Linked DNA regions of Homo sapiens: region 2 is linked to region 1. The links are chromatin loops, found by intact Hi-C in ENCODE. Cell type or tissue: endothelial cell of umbilical vein. All regions are shown on one strand.

Evidence for each region. Peaks named below come from ENCODE experiments on the same cell type or tissue, not always from the same donor. Only the 100,000 strongest peaks of a DNase experiment are listed, where the experiment ranks them.
Region 2: it touches region 1 in a loop (2.9-fold over the local background); 3 of 110 quality-filtered maps call a loop at or near these places.

Annotation. Positions count from the first base shown.
Region 1 is chr15:77,656,302-77,664,301 of GRCh38, forward strand. LINGO1-AS2 (LINGO1 antisense RNA 2) reads left to right here and starts at 3,750. Exons shown (of 3, transcript NR_120362.1): 1 at 3,750-3,864. It also overlaps a transcript of LINGO1 not described here. RefSeq lists an enhancer at 3,624-4,545. In endothelial cell of umbilical vein, a CTCF peak has its summit at 3,621 (motif pointing right); no DNase peak of the experiment used is centred here.
Region 2 is chr15:77,871,796-77,879,795 of GRCh38, forward strand. It overlaps the pseudogene CSPG4P13. Among named protein-coding and RNA genes, the nearest start is that of TBC1D2B, 200 kb to the right of the region's middle. RefSeq lists enhancers at 1-274, 7,130-7,630. In endothelial cell of umbilical vein, a CTCF peak has its summit at 3,504 (motif pointing left); no DNase peak of the experiment used is centred here.

The DNA.
Region 1 (8,000 bases):
CTCCTGGCTGCCTCTGACTCTCTCTCTCTCCCTCCTTGTCTTTTTCCACCCCCTTCCTCTGCCCTTTTTCCCTTCCTAAAAAACACAGAGAAATGGGATTCAGAAGCCTACACCGCCTGCGAAGTATGGTTCAGCCTCCCCAAAAGAGGAAATGCCAGTGTGCGGGTTCTCATGGCAACTCCAGCTCCTCCCCCCGCAGCCGCCCTGCGCCCATATGGTGAGACTCGTGTGGCACCGGCTCAGAGGGGCCTTGGGGTCTGGGGCTTGGGCTGCAACGGGGGCCATGTTGGTTCCCTCGGCTGCCCTGTCCAGAGCTCACCCTCTTGGGCACACGAGACCACCTCCTGCAGGGACTCCCAGTCCTGTCCTCGGCCCTCCCCAGGATGCAGATATGTGGGGTGATATTCAGAAGCTGCCCCCAGTGTGTTAGGCACCCTCTGCCTCCCCCGTCCCTCTGGCTTTGTCCATGATACATGCCCTGGACTTTGGGAGTTCCATGTTAGGTGTGGAGGGATGGGGAAAACAGGAGTGCAGCCAGGAGCTGGTTTCTTTGTCCCTGGCAGTGGCACCCTGGCTGCCAGCCCCACCCCATCCCAAGCTACTGCACAGGTGCCCAGCAGTCCTGGTCTCTGAGCTGTGCAGTGAGGGAGCAAGGCTTGAGCCCTCGCTTTGGCTGAGCTGCCACAGGACACTGCCCCTTCATGCCCCTAAACTCTCCCCGTGCCCACCCAGGGCAGCTCCTACCAGCTGTGTGGACTCTTGGTTTTCGAGGACAGTTGGCATTTCCATGACATATAAAATGGAAGCTAATGCCAGGCAAGCTTGGGGACTGGAGGGATGGCAGCTGAGGAGCAAATCTTCTAAGGCTTGATACTCATCCTGCCTCTTTTTCTAGGGCTCAGACAGGGATGCCTGGGTCCCTGGTACTGCCTGGCTCCTCCTCCCTCCCCTGACCTCAGGTAGCTGCCCCAGACCTCAGCTAGTCATGGGGCATCTTGAAAGAACCACCCTGGGCAGGCTAGGTGGATGAGGGGCCGGGGGTGGGGGAACGCAAGCCCCAAGCCTGAGGGCAGTGAAGGTTGGGACCCACTCAGTGTTCATGAATGTGGCCCCTTCACCAGCTCAGGCCATTCTCTCTGGGTGTCCTGAATCCCCAAACTCCCCATCTTGATCCCTCCTGCACACTCCATTTCCAACTCTTCTCCCCAGACATTCCCATGACTATCAGAATCAAGGAACCCCAAAGGGGATAGGCTTGACCCCTAGGAGCACACAGATGGGGCCCAGAGAGGGTTAGAGCTCTACAAGGTCACACAGCGAGCCTGGGGTAAAGCCGGGCCCAGAAGTAGGTCCCCTGCCTCCCTGCCCAGGGTCCTCTGAAGGGCCCAAGCTGCTTCCTCTGAGGATCTCTCCCCCTCAACTGAAGGAAGGAGGGATGGATTTAGGGGGGCAGGGAGTAGAGATTCGGGAACAGATGGACTTGGAGGCTCCGCCGCGGGGGCTTGAGGGAGGGGGAGGAGGCCCGGAGAAACTGGAACTGTTACAAAGTTGCGAGTTAAAACATTCTTCACACTCCCGCCTCCTTTACTGTTCTGATGCACCAAGACGTGACAAAAATGTGTCAGATTTTTAAAAAACCGCACACACACACAAATGCCAGTCCCCGTCTCTGCCGCCCGCCCAAGCTTGGGCCATCTGTTTCCCGGGGGTGGGAGGGGAGTGGGGCTTGGCAGTCGGCACCATCACTCTGGATGCCCCCAACCTGGGGTCTGGACCAACGGCCTGGCCCAGAAATGGCCCTCAGGTGACGGCGGGATGTCTAGGAAGGTGAGGACTGTGACACTTCCCCGTCAGCAGGGCCGCCCTGCCCTGCCCACCCTGGAGTCCGGCGCATGCCCAGCCCTTCACACCGAGCTGGGCAGTAGCTCTTCTCTTCACTTCCTGCATGTGGGGGCACTGGGGCTTGGAGAGCCCTCTCTGGGACTCCCAAAGCCCACCCTTGTAGTACAGATGGGAAACTGAGGCCCAGAGAGGAGAGGAGAGGCCAGGTCCACAGTGAAACAGTCTGTGTACACACTTCACCCATTCGCTCAACAAACACTGACCAGGCATGCTCTGGTGCTGGTGCTGAGCACCGTTCTCACCGCACGTGGTTCTGGGCAAGGGGGACTCAGTGCTGAACTGGCAGATGCAGGCTTGTTCTCCAGCAGCTCAAGGCCAGGGGAAGGCAGCCGATCCGCAAGTAATAACAGACTGACAAACTGGGACTTCCAACAAAAGAAAGAGGAAGAAAAGAAAGCAGGCAGGCCTGGCAGTAGGGACTGGAAAGAAATGAGGGTGACCAATCATCCCCATTTGTCTGGGAATGTCTGCTTTCAGCACTAAGAGTTTTGCATCCTAGGAGACACCTCGGTTCTGGGCAAACCAGGATGACTGTCACCTGAAGGCTACTTTAGGTTGAGTACACTTGAGCTGAGTCCTGAACATGATGAAACCAGCAATGTGAAGATCTGGGGGGCAACAGAGGAGCTAAGACTGAGCGAGGACGGAGTGGGAGAGGAGCAGGGGAAAGGGAGGCAGGCAGATCACAAAGGGCCCGTGGGCCCTGGAATAGAGTGGAGTGGAGATTTTATCTAGTCACAGGATTCAATTTTATTGTGGTCATTGAGTCAAACTAGGGAGCAGCTTGGTGCAAAGGTCACAGATTGTAGAGAATTTTAAAAATTCATTAAGGTTGGAGCCCTGGGGGCAAGGGCAGTGGCTTGGGTGCCTGGAGAAGCTGGCTGGGACTAGATCTGAAGCTTCCTCAGGGAGCTGGGACTTCAGCCGTAGGGCAATGGGAGCCACTGAAGCGTATAAGCAGGGCTTGATGGGGTTAGATTTGCAAGGAAAAAACCCTAATGCTCTGGGCTGGTCATGGCTCTGTACAGGACCCTTTCCTGCCGTCCCCAGAACACCATGCACCACTGTCCCCACTCCCAAACCTTAGGGAGTCCTGTCATCTTCCAAGACCCAGCCCAAATGCCACCTCTTCTAAGAAGTCTTCCCTGACTTGCTGAGAGAGACAGGTGCAATCATGCCCTACCTAGGACTCCCCCATCCAAGGACCCTCAAGCAGAGGTCTCAAGGGAGCCCTCATCACAATGGACACTCTTTCGGTTCCCACTTTGTCACAGTGGATCCTTAAGGCCATCTGACCAGAACCATGTTCCAGTTGTGGACATGGAGGCTCAGAGAGGGCATGTAGTTTGCCTGAGACCACACAGCAGTTGAAGTGTGAGGTCAGTTCAGAACCATGTCACCTCTGTCTGAGTTCAGAGTCCCTGGGCTCCTGCCTACAGGGGTAGTGGATGGGGAGAAGCAAAGAGTGGCCAGTCACCTTCCCACACAGGAACAGAGGAGTGGTCATTACCATGGGGGGCTGGATGGGATGGACCATGGGGCGTGCCACCTGGCCAGCTGGCAGATTTATAATGGAAGTCTCCCAGATCAATTACTGTATTACCAGGCAGCCTGACCTTGAAAGCTGGTGGGGCGGGAGAGGCTGGGGTGGGGTGGGGTGGGGCCAGCCTAGAGCAGCTGCCTAGCCTCCTCCAGCAGAGGGCACCCTGGGAACCAGAAGACCTCCTGGTGGAGAGGAAAGGGGCGGGGCCTGGAATCGTACCATTATTGCACATTCTTCTGTTTAAAATAGTGAAAGTCCTTGTTAGAATGCAATAAACCCTTCCCTACACTATGCTCCAGGAAGAGATCATCAGACCATTCTGAAGAGGAGGAGTTGGCACAGTTACTTCTCCTCTCTGAGCCTCGATCTCCCTGCCGGCAAAATGGGGATCCTTGTCCCAGCTCCACTCACTCTATAGGGTTCGTTTGAGGCTCATGGTAAATAGGCTTAGAAATGGGCCCTCGGGCATGTCCAGCCTGGAGTAGAGTCAAGGGTGTCCAGGGGGCCAGGCGGAGGTTCAGCCATGGTAAGACGTGGAGGGGTGCCGAGGCCTCAGAGGACATTACTTCTGATTCCTCCCACAGTCTGTGTGATGATACTCGGCGCCAAGGGACTTTCTCAGGGGTGCTCTGAGATCCGGAGGGGAGGGTGCCTGGCCTGAAGCCCCACCCTTGCAGGCATCTCATGGGAGAATGGTGAGCCCTGGGGGGAGAGCAGAGTCTCCCTTGCTCTCCCGAGGCGACCTCAGCAGATGCCTGACATGGTTTGCAGCAACAGCTGGGCTCTATTCTCTGTACCAAGTGGGAGCAGGGATGGAGCCCTGGAGGAGGGAGAAGTTTGCCTCTTGCTCCCTCAGTTTCCCTTTGTCAACATTTCTCCTTAAACTCCCACCAATTAGAAATTCATTCGGGCTAGTGGATGAATTAAGGGACTTCATACATGCACAGTGTTTAGAACAGTGCCTTCCTGGCCTGGGTGGACAGGCAGAGAGTGGAGGGTGAGTAGCCTTCAAGGGCTGAGAGTCTGTCTGTAGTTTTCCCAGTGTCTGGTTTGGGAGTAGAGGAATGCACAGAGGCAGGGATGAGATCCCTGCCTGGAGCACAGGCCTCTTCCCAAGACAGGCGGGAGGGATGGATGGAGGGCTGCGGCTGTGCCTGAGCCTGGCTGCCTGCTCATCACAGTGCTGGGCACTGCAGGGAGAGTTTGGGGAGACAGGACAGGGTCAGGGGGTGATTATGGGCAAACAGAGTGGAAAATGAAGGCCTTCAGCTGGCAAATGAGTTTAACAGAAATGAGATGGGCAGAGGCTGTGATGAGAATTGCAATGCTGGGCAAAGGCGAGCCGATTTTCAAACTGGCCTGGGTGGGCAGGCTGGGATGGGTTAGCTTCATCCCTTGCCCTCAGGAGCCAGCCAGGTTGCAGGGACAGTGCCTGAGCCCCCAGACCCACCCCACACCAAGAAGGCAGAGGGACAGAGAGACCTTTGGATTGACAAGATCTCGCATGAGTGGTGGGATGAAATTAAAGCAGGAGGGACTGTGGTCAGACTTGCAGAAGAAGTTCTTGGACAGCATGGGAACAAACAGGGAAGGCTGGGAAGTCCTGGGGACAAGCTGCCCCCAATGCCCACCCTCCCAGAGGAGCTACTCCCAGCTCTGCCTCAGGCAGCAAGCAGAGCCTCCTCGCTGAGGGTATTCAGCTGTGGAAGACCTCCCAGAGGCAGGCCTCTCTTTGGGTCTCAGTTTGGATATCTATGAAATGGGAATGACAGTGCCTTGCCAGTTCATTTGAAGCCCCCAATGAGACTCAGCGCCAGACACTATCTGTTTCCTGGGTTGGGCCACCATCCCTGAGAGGGCAGAAGGCAAGACCTTCTCTGGCCCGAGGGCTCAAACACTGCTGGGTAAACAGCCTGAAGTGTGCCTCACAGCACCCTAGACCCTTGTCCTCTTTCCCCTACTGATCGCCCCACCCTCTGCTTCTTTTTCCCTCCTGCCCTTCCCAGCGGGGCCTGAGCAAACAGAGACAGCATGGCCCACATCTCACACAGGGACAGGCCAGCCCTCTACCTTTGCTGGGCCTCAGTTTCCCTGTGTGGACAAGGGCTGTGCTGACCCAGAGAGTCTTGGAGACCCTTCCAGGGCCCATGGTCTGGAGGAGAGGATGCTGTCTCTGATTCTTTCCCAATCCTCATGGGCCACTCCTGCCCAGGATGCTGCCTGCACCCACCCTGCCCGACTCCCCTCAACGGGAGCTTCCATGACCTCTGGATGGGGCAAGAGGAGATGGTAGGTAGGTTGAGGCAAGAGCCACTTCCAGTACAATAACTTATAACTGGCTGACAGATTGAATTAGACCTTTTCCAGCTCCATACCCCATTGATCCAGGAGGACCCACATATGTGAGTGTGTGTGACCCTGGCCTACACAGTTCTGGGGCCCCAGTGCACAGCCCCAGTCAGGTAGGGTTAGCAGAGGGAAGGCGTGGTACTGGTAGCTCCTACCCCCACCCCACCCTGCTCAGCTGCCCCAGCTCCTGCCCAAGGGGCCTCTGAGCACTAAGTTACAGCTTGGCCTGGCTGTGGGGAATGAGAGAAGGGCGGTCAGAGGGAGGAAGGATGGGGTTGGCTGGAGCCCTTGGGGATGAGGGGGCAGGAAACCCTTTTCTATGAGGTTCTCAAAGAGGGAACAGGCTGCCCAGCCCCAACTGAGAACATGACCCCACCCTCACCTTCTCTCAAAGCCAATACCCTCCACCCTCTCTTGAAGCCTTTCCAGCCCCCTCTAACTCCTCTTTAGCAGCCCCCAGCTCAAGGCCAAGGACTAGCTTCCTTGGCCCTGGGTTTCCCTGAATGCCCAGCCTGGGGGTCTCTACTCCATGAAGGGCTGGTGGGTGAAGGCAGGCCTGCCTGCCTCTCTGTGACCTAAAAATCAATCCTTTTAGCCCCTTCTGAAGCCAGAAGGTCTCTGGTTCTATATTTTAAAATACTTTGAAGTCGATGGACTGACTCCTGAGCCATCCTGTGCACATGTGCCCTCAGCTTGGTCACACGCAGGCACACACACTGCACATGTGTATACCAACAGATGCACACGATGACAGCAATATTTCAGTAGCTGACCACCGCACAGAACCCACACTCCCTGGGCTGGGAAAAAGACAGGCACTGCAGGAGGCTCTGGGACAAGCAAGGCCCCTGCAGGAAGGAAGCCGGTGCTTCACCACACTCGAAAGGCAGGACTCCGCCTCTGGGGGAAGGTGGGGATGCCGGGGGTCACCCCCAACCTGACAGGCTTTTTGAGGATCAGCCTCACCTCCATAGACATCCAGTCCAGGGCTAAGTCTGCCCCAGTGGCATCTGGAAGTCCTTCCTAATATCTAACTTAAATCAAATCAACCATCTCTTCCTGCATTCAGTAAACATTCCCCACGCATGGCCATGCCCTGGTAGAAGGAAGCAGAGATGTGCTGGGTCACCTAGAACTGTGTGCGGTGCGAGGGCGGAAGAAGAAAGCGGCTTTGGTGTCTATCAGTGGTCGGGGGTGGGGAGGCTTCCAGGATCCCTGGGTGGCTTAAACGGTGGTCATTCCCCATGATTCAGTTTTCTTGGCTAAATAGGGCCTGGTTCAGGCAGGAAACCCTGCCACCTCCCCCTGCCACCCAGTCCAGTGAACGTCTGCCTGAGCTCACTGGTGGGGTAGAACTCCACCCTGGACTTTGGTCCTGTCTAGGGGACCCGTTTAACCACTCAGGGCTTTAGCTAAATCCCCACCCAAGATGTATCCTGAAATGGCAGTGACATCTTCAGGTATTTATCTGCCCTTCTCTCAGAAACCCCTTCCCACCTCTGAGGCATCCTACCCAGACCCCCAGCCCCTGCCCCACTGCCTGAAATCCCACCAGTAGGGGTCCTTCCTCAGTGTTTGGGTGTTCTCTGCGTGGGGGTGCGCTTACACGCCCCAGTTCCAGAGATACGGGCCTCCCCTACCACTCTGCCGCTCATATCCCAAGTCCCAGGGGCTGAAGCTGAAGGGTCGAGTGGGGGATGGGGAGAGCCTCTGTCACCCTCCATGCAATCAGCTGAGTGTGGCATAAATGACCCATGAGTCCTGGGGCCTGGCAGAGGAAATGCTCAGGCCCAAGAGTGAGGTCACCTGGACAGGGAGGCCCAGGGAGGGGCTAAGCAGGGCAAGCCTGGGCTCCCAAGGCAGAGCCCCTCTGGCAGAGGCTGGGGCAGGACCCGGGCAAGCCTTGCCTTCGGACCTCGGCTGAGCGTGCAACACCAAGCATCTGCTGGGGAAGGTGGGGAGCTGCCACAGAGCCTTCCCTGGGAGACTGACCCAGATTTCTCTCTCCCTTCCTCTCTTCTGCCACACAGGAGCAGTGTGTGTGTGTGTGTGTGTGTGTGTGTGTGTGTGTGTGTGCGCGCGCGCATGCGTTTGCATTCTCAGCCCTGGCAGGCGGAGGGGTGGAAAGGGAGGAGGCTTGCTGAAAGCTCTGGGAAATGAGACAGAAATCCTCCCCAAATCCCTGGCCACTGTCACTAATAGCTGA
Region 2 (8,000 bases), 220 kb after region 1:
CTGAGAGGAAGAGGGAGCGGGAGAAACGGCAGGGGTGGGCAACTCCCTGCCAGTGAGCAAGGCCACGCGGCCCCTGACCCCAGGACTCAGGGGGATGTGTCCTCCCACCAGCTCCTGACCCCACCCTGTAAGGAGCTGGTGGCAGGAGCTCCTGTTTAGTCCTCCTGTGCCTGAGCAGCCCCGAGGGTGGGCATCTCTGAGTGCTGGGAGCAGGAGTGGGGACCTGGCTTGTCTTCATGGGAGTGCCCTCTCATGACCACGTGCACAGCGCCCAGAGGCCAGGCCCCAGGCTGGAGGGCTGAGAGCAGCCAGCGGTCCCCTCTCCTGGGGGAATGCAGGGACTCTTCTGACCTCCCTCCCATCAGCCATCCCACCTCTCTCTGGATGTGGCGGCATCTCATGGTTTGTGGACTTACTTCTCCAGGGCAGTGGGGGGCGCCAGTGAGCCTGGGTGGGTGCATATCTGTGCAGGAGATGAGATTCCTGGGAGAGAGGGACGGGGTGGGGTGGGGGGAGTAAGAGGTGTGGCTGTGCATGGCGTGGGGCCTGTGCGCATGTGTGGTATAAGTGTGGGTCGCGTCTGCTTTTTCCCGTGACTAGCATGAAGCATGCGTTTGAAGGCAGTGGTGGTACCAGGTGTGTGTGTGTGGAGTAAGGTGTGGGTCTGTGCATTTGTGTGTGTGTCTTGCTCCACGTGTGTGCGGTAAGGGACATGTGTGTGTGCACAGCCCCTACCTGTGTGCCTCCAGATGGTGTGTCCATGTGTCCCTGCAGGCAGGGCCCCTCTTCTGCTCCTGGCCCAGGGCCACCATCCCCCCAGGTCCTGGGAACCAGAGTGGCAGTTGGCCTTGGGGTTCCCTCCAGCAACAGTGGAACAACAGAGACCAGCCCCCACCCCAGCCAGTGTCCAGGAGGCTCGTGGGACTGTGATGTCAGCACCAAGCCCTGGCTGAGGTAACCCAACATGGAGCCAGGCCTGTCTTGCCCCCTAGAGAGAAGGGAGGAACCTCAGGTGGGCCTCCTGCCAGGCAGCGAGCCTCATCCACCCTCCAACGTCTCCTCGTGGCGGGAGAGGGTGAATTCCCACCCTCTCACTGACACAGCCTCAGACCTCCTGGAGGCCAGGGCTCCAGGTGAAGACCAAGTCTTCGTATCCCCGGACCCAGCCAGAGCCTGGCACAGGGCAGGAGCTTAGCAAATGTTTGTTGAATGAATGGATGGATGGATGGGGGCTTTGTGTGTGATCAAGTGCCAGGCTCTGGGGTCTAGTGACCTAAAGATACGGATTCAAGTCCTACAAGGATCAAACCAGGGCTTCCTGCAAGGTCAAGCGAGAACCCCCTGAGTTGTTCAGAAGGGGCCACGCAGCAGTTGGCCAGACCTGGAAGGCCGTGCCTGACCTTCTGCAGGTCACGTCTCTGGGGGCACTACCACAGGAAAGGCAACGTCAAGCGATGGGACTGCTTCAACCAAAGGTCAATCCCAAGCTAAACGACCCTGTCATTTTGCAAGCCGAGGCACAAGGGAGGCCCCATTCATCTTCCCTGGAGTCGGCATCCCTTTGATTGCGGGGCCATCTCTCATCTGAACATCTTCACCACCCCCCCAATATTCCTTCTGAACCCTCCATCCTCCTTCTCCCCTTCCCTTGGGACCATAAACCCACCCCAAGAGTGAGTCCTAGCTCCAGGGCCAGCTCCCAATCCTGCCCCTGTCTGGTGACAGCTGGGGCCAGGCTGAAGGTCTGTCCTAGACTGAGCCATAAAGGCAAAAATAATACTTAGTCCTAATAGAAGTAAAGCACTTCACCCCAGACGAGCCCTGGTCCTGGTCACCCACTGAGCCCTGGTCCTGGTCACACACAGGACCTAGACCTTTATTTAGAGATGGGCCACTAATCTGTCACGTGGGCTGGGCATGGTGGCTGAGGCCTGTAATCCCACTTTGGGAGGCGCAGGTGGGAGGATCACTTGAGGCCATGAGTTTGAGACCAGCCTGGGCAACATAGCAAGACCACGTCTCTACAAAAAAATTTAAAAATTAATCAGGTATGGTGGCGTGTGCCTGTAGTCCCAGCTACTGCAGTGAGCCAAGATTGTGCCACTGCACTCTGGCCTGGGCAACAGAGCAAGATCCTATCTCAAAATAATAATAATAATTGTCATATGACCAAATTTTTTTCCAGGCTCCGAGCGCCAGCTTCCTCATCTTTCCAACAGAAGGTCTTCGCCTGGGCTAAGTGTTAAATCAGAAAACCCCTATTCAGAGGTTGGCCTGCAGTTCCCTGACCTGGTAACACTGGGGAGCATTGGCTGCTGTCACCTGCCAGCTCCCACCCCCACCCAACACTTACAGACCAAGCATCACTAATTTTTGCAGCTGCCGTGATAAATGGCACTGTCTGCAAAATGACATCTGTCTAATCTGCCACAAGACAGACGGGTCCCCGAGCTCCCACAGCCTCCCGAGAGCCAGCCCAGGCCAGCCTTGTTGAGATGATGGGCAGACACAAAGCCCAGGGCCTGGGGGCAGGTGGGATGGAGAGGAGACCTCAGGGCCCAGAATCAAGAACATCCCTAGAGGGGTTTACCACAGGCTGTTTCCTAAATATTTAGTAGTATGTGTGCTTTTAAAAATATTCCAAAGAATATTATATCCTCTGTTCCTTTCTGACCAAAGTTAGGTCTTCAATTCAGTTTTCTTTTCTTTTTTTTTTTTTTGAAACAAGGTCTTGCTCTGTCTCCCAGGCTGGAGTGTGGAGTGTAGTGGTACGATCACAGCTCACTGCAGCCTCCATCTCCTGGGCTCAAGCAATCCTCCCACCTCAGCCTCCCAAGTAGCTGAGATGACAGGTGCCTGCCACCATGCTCGGCTTATTTTTGTATTTTTAGTAGAGACAGGGTCTCGCCATGTTGTCCAGACTGGTCTTGAACTCCTGGCTTCAAGTCATCTGCCCACCTCGGCCTTCCAAAGTGCATGGATTACAGGCTTGAGCCACCACACCCAGCCTCAATTTTCACTTTAAATTAAAACCTGGAAATTGTTCAGGTTTACAAGGATGAGCCATTAGACACCGGTTCTGAAGCAGTGCTCTCTTCCCATCTCCCTCTACTCTGCGGAACAGCGTGCCTCTGCCTAAGCCATTGGGTCTGGGGGCTCTTCTCACCCCCCTCCTCCCTCCCACTCCCTCCATGGCTCCCACCCTCCCTCCCAGCCCCTCCGCTGACCTCAGCCGCATCCCCTCCATGCCTCAGGCTGGCCTCGGGCTGCCAGGTCAAGGTAGAACTCCCCTCACACCTTCCTGTGTCCAGGAGTAGAGGTGAATTGGGGCTCTGGATGCCAAGAACGGAGGAAGGACAAATGCCAGCCCCAGAGACCCTCGCCTCCTCAAGACCAACAGGAGCTGGCGCCTGTCCACCCAGCAGCAGCAAAGCAAGAGCGGGTGCCGGCTGGGGTGGGTGGGCACAGGCCTGGGCTTGAAGATTGAGGTAACACTGCCCCCTCCTGGCTAATTCATGGCTGCTCCTCTGACAGGCACTGCCAGGCTAAGCTGTTGAGGCTGGGGACATAGCGAGTGACTCTCCACAACAGCATGTGACAAGCTGACCCTTCCCTGCAGTCTGCCCAACTGAGAGCTGCCTCTTGCTCTGCCCATCCTGCCCGAGCTAACAGCAGCCCCACCAGCTTGCTCCAGCTGTCTCTTGGTTGTCAGTCTTGCCTCTCCTCCAAGGGACTCGGGGGAGTCACAGACAGCAGGACCCTGGCATAAAAATCATCATAACCACCAGGCACTTCAGAGTTTATAAAGCTCCGGCGCTTCTGTTGAAGGCCATCATCCAAGCACCTCGGTGGCTGTACATTTTACGGATGAGGAAAGGGGTACAGAAAGGCGAAGTGACTTGTCTGTGGCCACATAAAAAAAGGCTTGGCAGGACCGGGCTCCTGGCTCCTGACCCCACCTTCTTTCCCCTGCCCTGCCCAGTGGCCAGCTCAGACCCACATCCCCTGACATCTACTGCAAGCCTCATTCCCAGCCCTAAGCAGGTATTTCTCACCCTCCTTCTGGGAGCCCCAACCCAGCCCTCAAGCAAATATATTCACAAATTTTTCATCCAGGTGGGGACTGTCCACTCTACTTCCAAGAGGCTCTGTCTGCAGGCAGCCGGCTGTCCACTGGGGCAGCACAGCAAGGGTTAACAGCAGGAACTAATATTTAGAAACAGCACTACCCCAGAGGAGTCAGCTGTGGCCAGCTGGTCACAGCCACTGAAGCCACCAGCCTTTGTGAGTGTGATATGGAAGACGAGTGCCTGCTCCTGGAAAGCAAAGGCTCCAAGAGGGTCCTTCACCACCCCGGCCCTTGTCCTCCCAGCACGGCTTGTGTGTGGCTCAGAGGCCAGGGCAAAGCCCTCCACCAGCCTCCCTTCCACAGCTGGCTCCTGAGGGTGGCAAACATAACTTTTCAGCTCCCGAACTGTGTAATTGTTGGGACTGGCTGCTCCCTCCCCTCCTGAGCCTGGCTGCCTGTACTTGGAGGAGCCCTGTGTGTGCCTCTGCCAGAAGCAGGATCAGGACCACTCCTAACAGAGGCCCCAGGTCAAAGGCCCAGGCCCAGGGCCCGCTGCCATGGAGCTCTTGGCCAGAAAACTGCAGGGCCACTGAGCCAGCGCCTAAAGCCCGTGCCCTCTTGCACAGTAGTGGCCTAGGTTCTGTGACCTTCATGGCAGAGGGCCAATTCCCTGAGGGCGGGCCCTGGGCAGCAGGAGCACACCCCTGCTTAGGCACCACCCCATCTAGGGCACAGGCACACACCATTTCCCAGCAAGCTGGCTTTGGCCACAGGCTTCTTGGGTGGGGCCCAGGCAACGAGGGTGCAAAACACCCTGGCCAAGGGTGGGGCCAAACCACAGCCACTGCCCAGAGCGGGGACTCTTAGTCCAAGAAGCACTAGAGGTAGGAGTGACCAGCAGTGCTTGGCCAGCATGGTTGGGTGAACTCTGCTGGCAGGGAGGTGAGTATTACTGGGCCCTCTGTTGTCTTGTTCTCCAAGAACAATTGGAGAAATGGAGGCAGCACATAACACAGGTCACTGTAGCTTCAGAGAAGTTTGAATCTTCTTTTGCCCCTGGGTGGGAACATCCTTCTTCCTTCTTATAAGTGTGTTCTAAGCCTCCTTCTTTCCTCCTCCCTCCCACCCTGTGCTCTGTCCCATGCTTGGCTGGGGAGGCATGGACGCACACCTCCTGACCCAGCTAAGCAGGCCCCAGGTGAAACTAGGAGAGCTACGGAGATCAGGATTCCAGGGAATCTTTTGAAAGAGAAGTCGACGTGCACGAAGGAGGGCTAGGAGGGCTTGTTGGAGGAAGGTGAGATGTGGTCAGGGAGGTAGGGGCAGTCAGGGATGGCCACCAAGGATGCCTGGCCAAGCAAAGTCATGGGAAAGGTTGGAGGGCAGAAGGAAGAAGGCCCGAGCCAGACCTGAGGATGCCAGAGAGGCCCAGGTCAGCTCTGTTCAGCACTGAGGCTTCAGGGCCTCGGGGGAGCTTGCTGAGGAGCTGGAGAGGGGACAGTTGAGGAGCAGGCACGGCTGGTCCAGCAGCCTTTGTTCCAAGACAGTGGGAGGTGGTCAGGGGTCAGTTCCAAAGGCACACAGGGGCCTCGACTTTCTGCCAGTCTGCCTGGCATGATGCTGCTCAGCATTGGTCCAGAGTTCCAGCCCTAGGTTACGGCTGAGCAAAGGCCAGGCCTGTGTGCGCTGGAGCCGCAGCATCCCTTTTTCACTGAGAGCCTCAGTTTCCTCATCTGGAAGCAGGGACACAGTTGGCCAACACATACGCTTCCCAAAGTTGTCAAGAGACCAGGTGAATGTTTTTTGTAAACTGGGAAGCCCCAGCAGAGATGCGCCAGCCGGGTTATTACCGCCGTGCTGGTTGCCATTATTTTCCAGGCCTGTGTTTCTCTGCCCAGCTAGCAACAAGGCAGGGGGAGGCTCCCAGCTAATCCAGACTTGAATCTCAGCTGTGGGTGGGAGCGCCCTGTCTGGAGGCTCCACAGACATCTGTGTAGGTGGGGAGCAGGGAAGATGGGGAGGGGGAACGGCGGGGGAGATGGGGCCAGCAGAGATCTTCACCCAAATTTTTGATTCATAGAACAAAAAGCCTTCTGTCTTATTTTTTCATTCCTGAAAAGAAAGCTCTTTTCCTCCAAACACAGTCTTCCAAGCAGCACCCCCAACCCCAGGCCCACAGTTGGCCAGTAATTAGCCCCTAATGAGGACCAGGTGTCCTGCTGACTTGAGGAGAAGGAAAAACAAGGGACAAATTGTGGAATCAATGGCTTTACCACCACTGAGGCCAGCCTGGCACAGCTTTCATCCCAGGCCTCCTAGGGCACATGGATGGAAGCTCTTAGGTTTGCCAAAATCCCCACAGAACAGCAGCAATTGGTTTCTTAGTCAACTACAGCAGGCATTTATTGCACACCTACTGTATGCAGCAGCCTCCGGAGGGGAAAATTGAAGCTTTGCAACAAAGGAAGTGATATGTGTAAAGCTATATGTAAACCATGAATCACAGGGATGTGCAGGATGACAGAGACAGAGGAGAAAAGATAAGCATTTATTGAGCACCTACTGTATGCCAGGTCCTGGGCTAGGCACTTGAGGTACATTAAAGCATTTAATCCTCATCAACCCAATTTTACAAGTGAGGAAACTGCCACAGAGAGGTGAGGTGACTTGTTCAAGGTTTGACAGCCAAGTAGGAGAGCGGGGATTCGAACCCAGGTCTCTCTGGTTTCAAGACCAGTACTCATAACCCCCGCATGGATCAGTCACCATCACACCTCGAAAGTCCTGACACTCAGCCAGCCGGGATGCAGTCCACGCCACAGCCCTCACCTCCAGCCCCTGCCCTGGCCCTGGCTTTGACCCTGGCTATGTTGGCCAGACTTGCATCCGTGGATGAGTGAGGGGCCTGAGACCCTGACCCAGCCTGGCAGAACTAGAGGGGTTCCTCAGGGAGGGAAAAGGGACAGGAGGACCCAGAAGTGGCCCCCAGATCAGAAGTCAAGCAGGCTGCGCTTCTCCCACCACTAGCTGGGGTCGCCAGGGGTTCAATCCTGGGGCGGACACGGGACCCCGCTATCTCAGGTTATGGGGTTTCTAGCTAGCCAAGGCTGTCCAGTTAGGGGCGGGAGCAGGCGCCCTAGGCATGGATTGCCTAGGGCGTGGCTTTGCCCGTTTGGATTGTCTGAGACACCAGTGGGGCCACCCCAATGCTGTCCGAGCTTTGTTTGCCAGGCAAGTTTGGGGTGAGTATGTTGGGGTCCAAAGGGACCCGGCGACAGTGAGAAGTGGGTCCTCCAGCTTCAGATGCCCTGGGCCAGGAACGGGGAGTGCTACAAGGTGGGAAACGAGGAAGGAGCCACCCTGCCCTCCCCTGTGAGGAGCACCCCCACACCCCTCCAGCTGCCCCCCAGCTCTGCCCCTTCTCTCCTCCCCTTGCTTCCTTGCAGATCCATCTATCTGCCACCTCCCCTCTTCATTCTCTCCTCTCCCTCCTCCTGTTGGTGACAGGCAGGACCCCCCACCCACTACCCACTCTCAGCCTCCTAGAGGGAGAGCTGGTGCCCCTCAGCGGGGCTTGTCCTACAGATAGCTCTGGACCACCCCCTGCCACACCTCCTCATCCCAGCACTGATGCCTGACCCAGCAGAGGCTGAATGGAAGTTCGCTTTCAGAGAAGTGCTGGGATATATCCCCTCTCTGTCCCGATGCCAGAAACCCCAACATGACAGCATTCTTCCTTCAGCGAAGGCAGCTCTAGTTATGCCATAAGAACTGCAGCCTTAGGGCCCATCCATCATCACTACCCATGTGTGATTCAGTGCTTCAGCTACACCTTCGAGATCATTCCCAAGAGCAGCATGGAGCAAAGGCAGGGCCTGAGCCTCCTTCACAAGGGCCCAGGCTACACCCTTCTCTCCTTCAGATGGAGAAG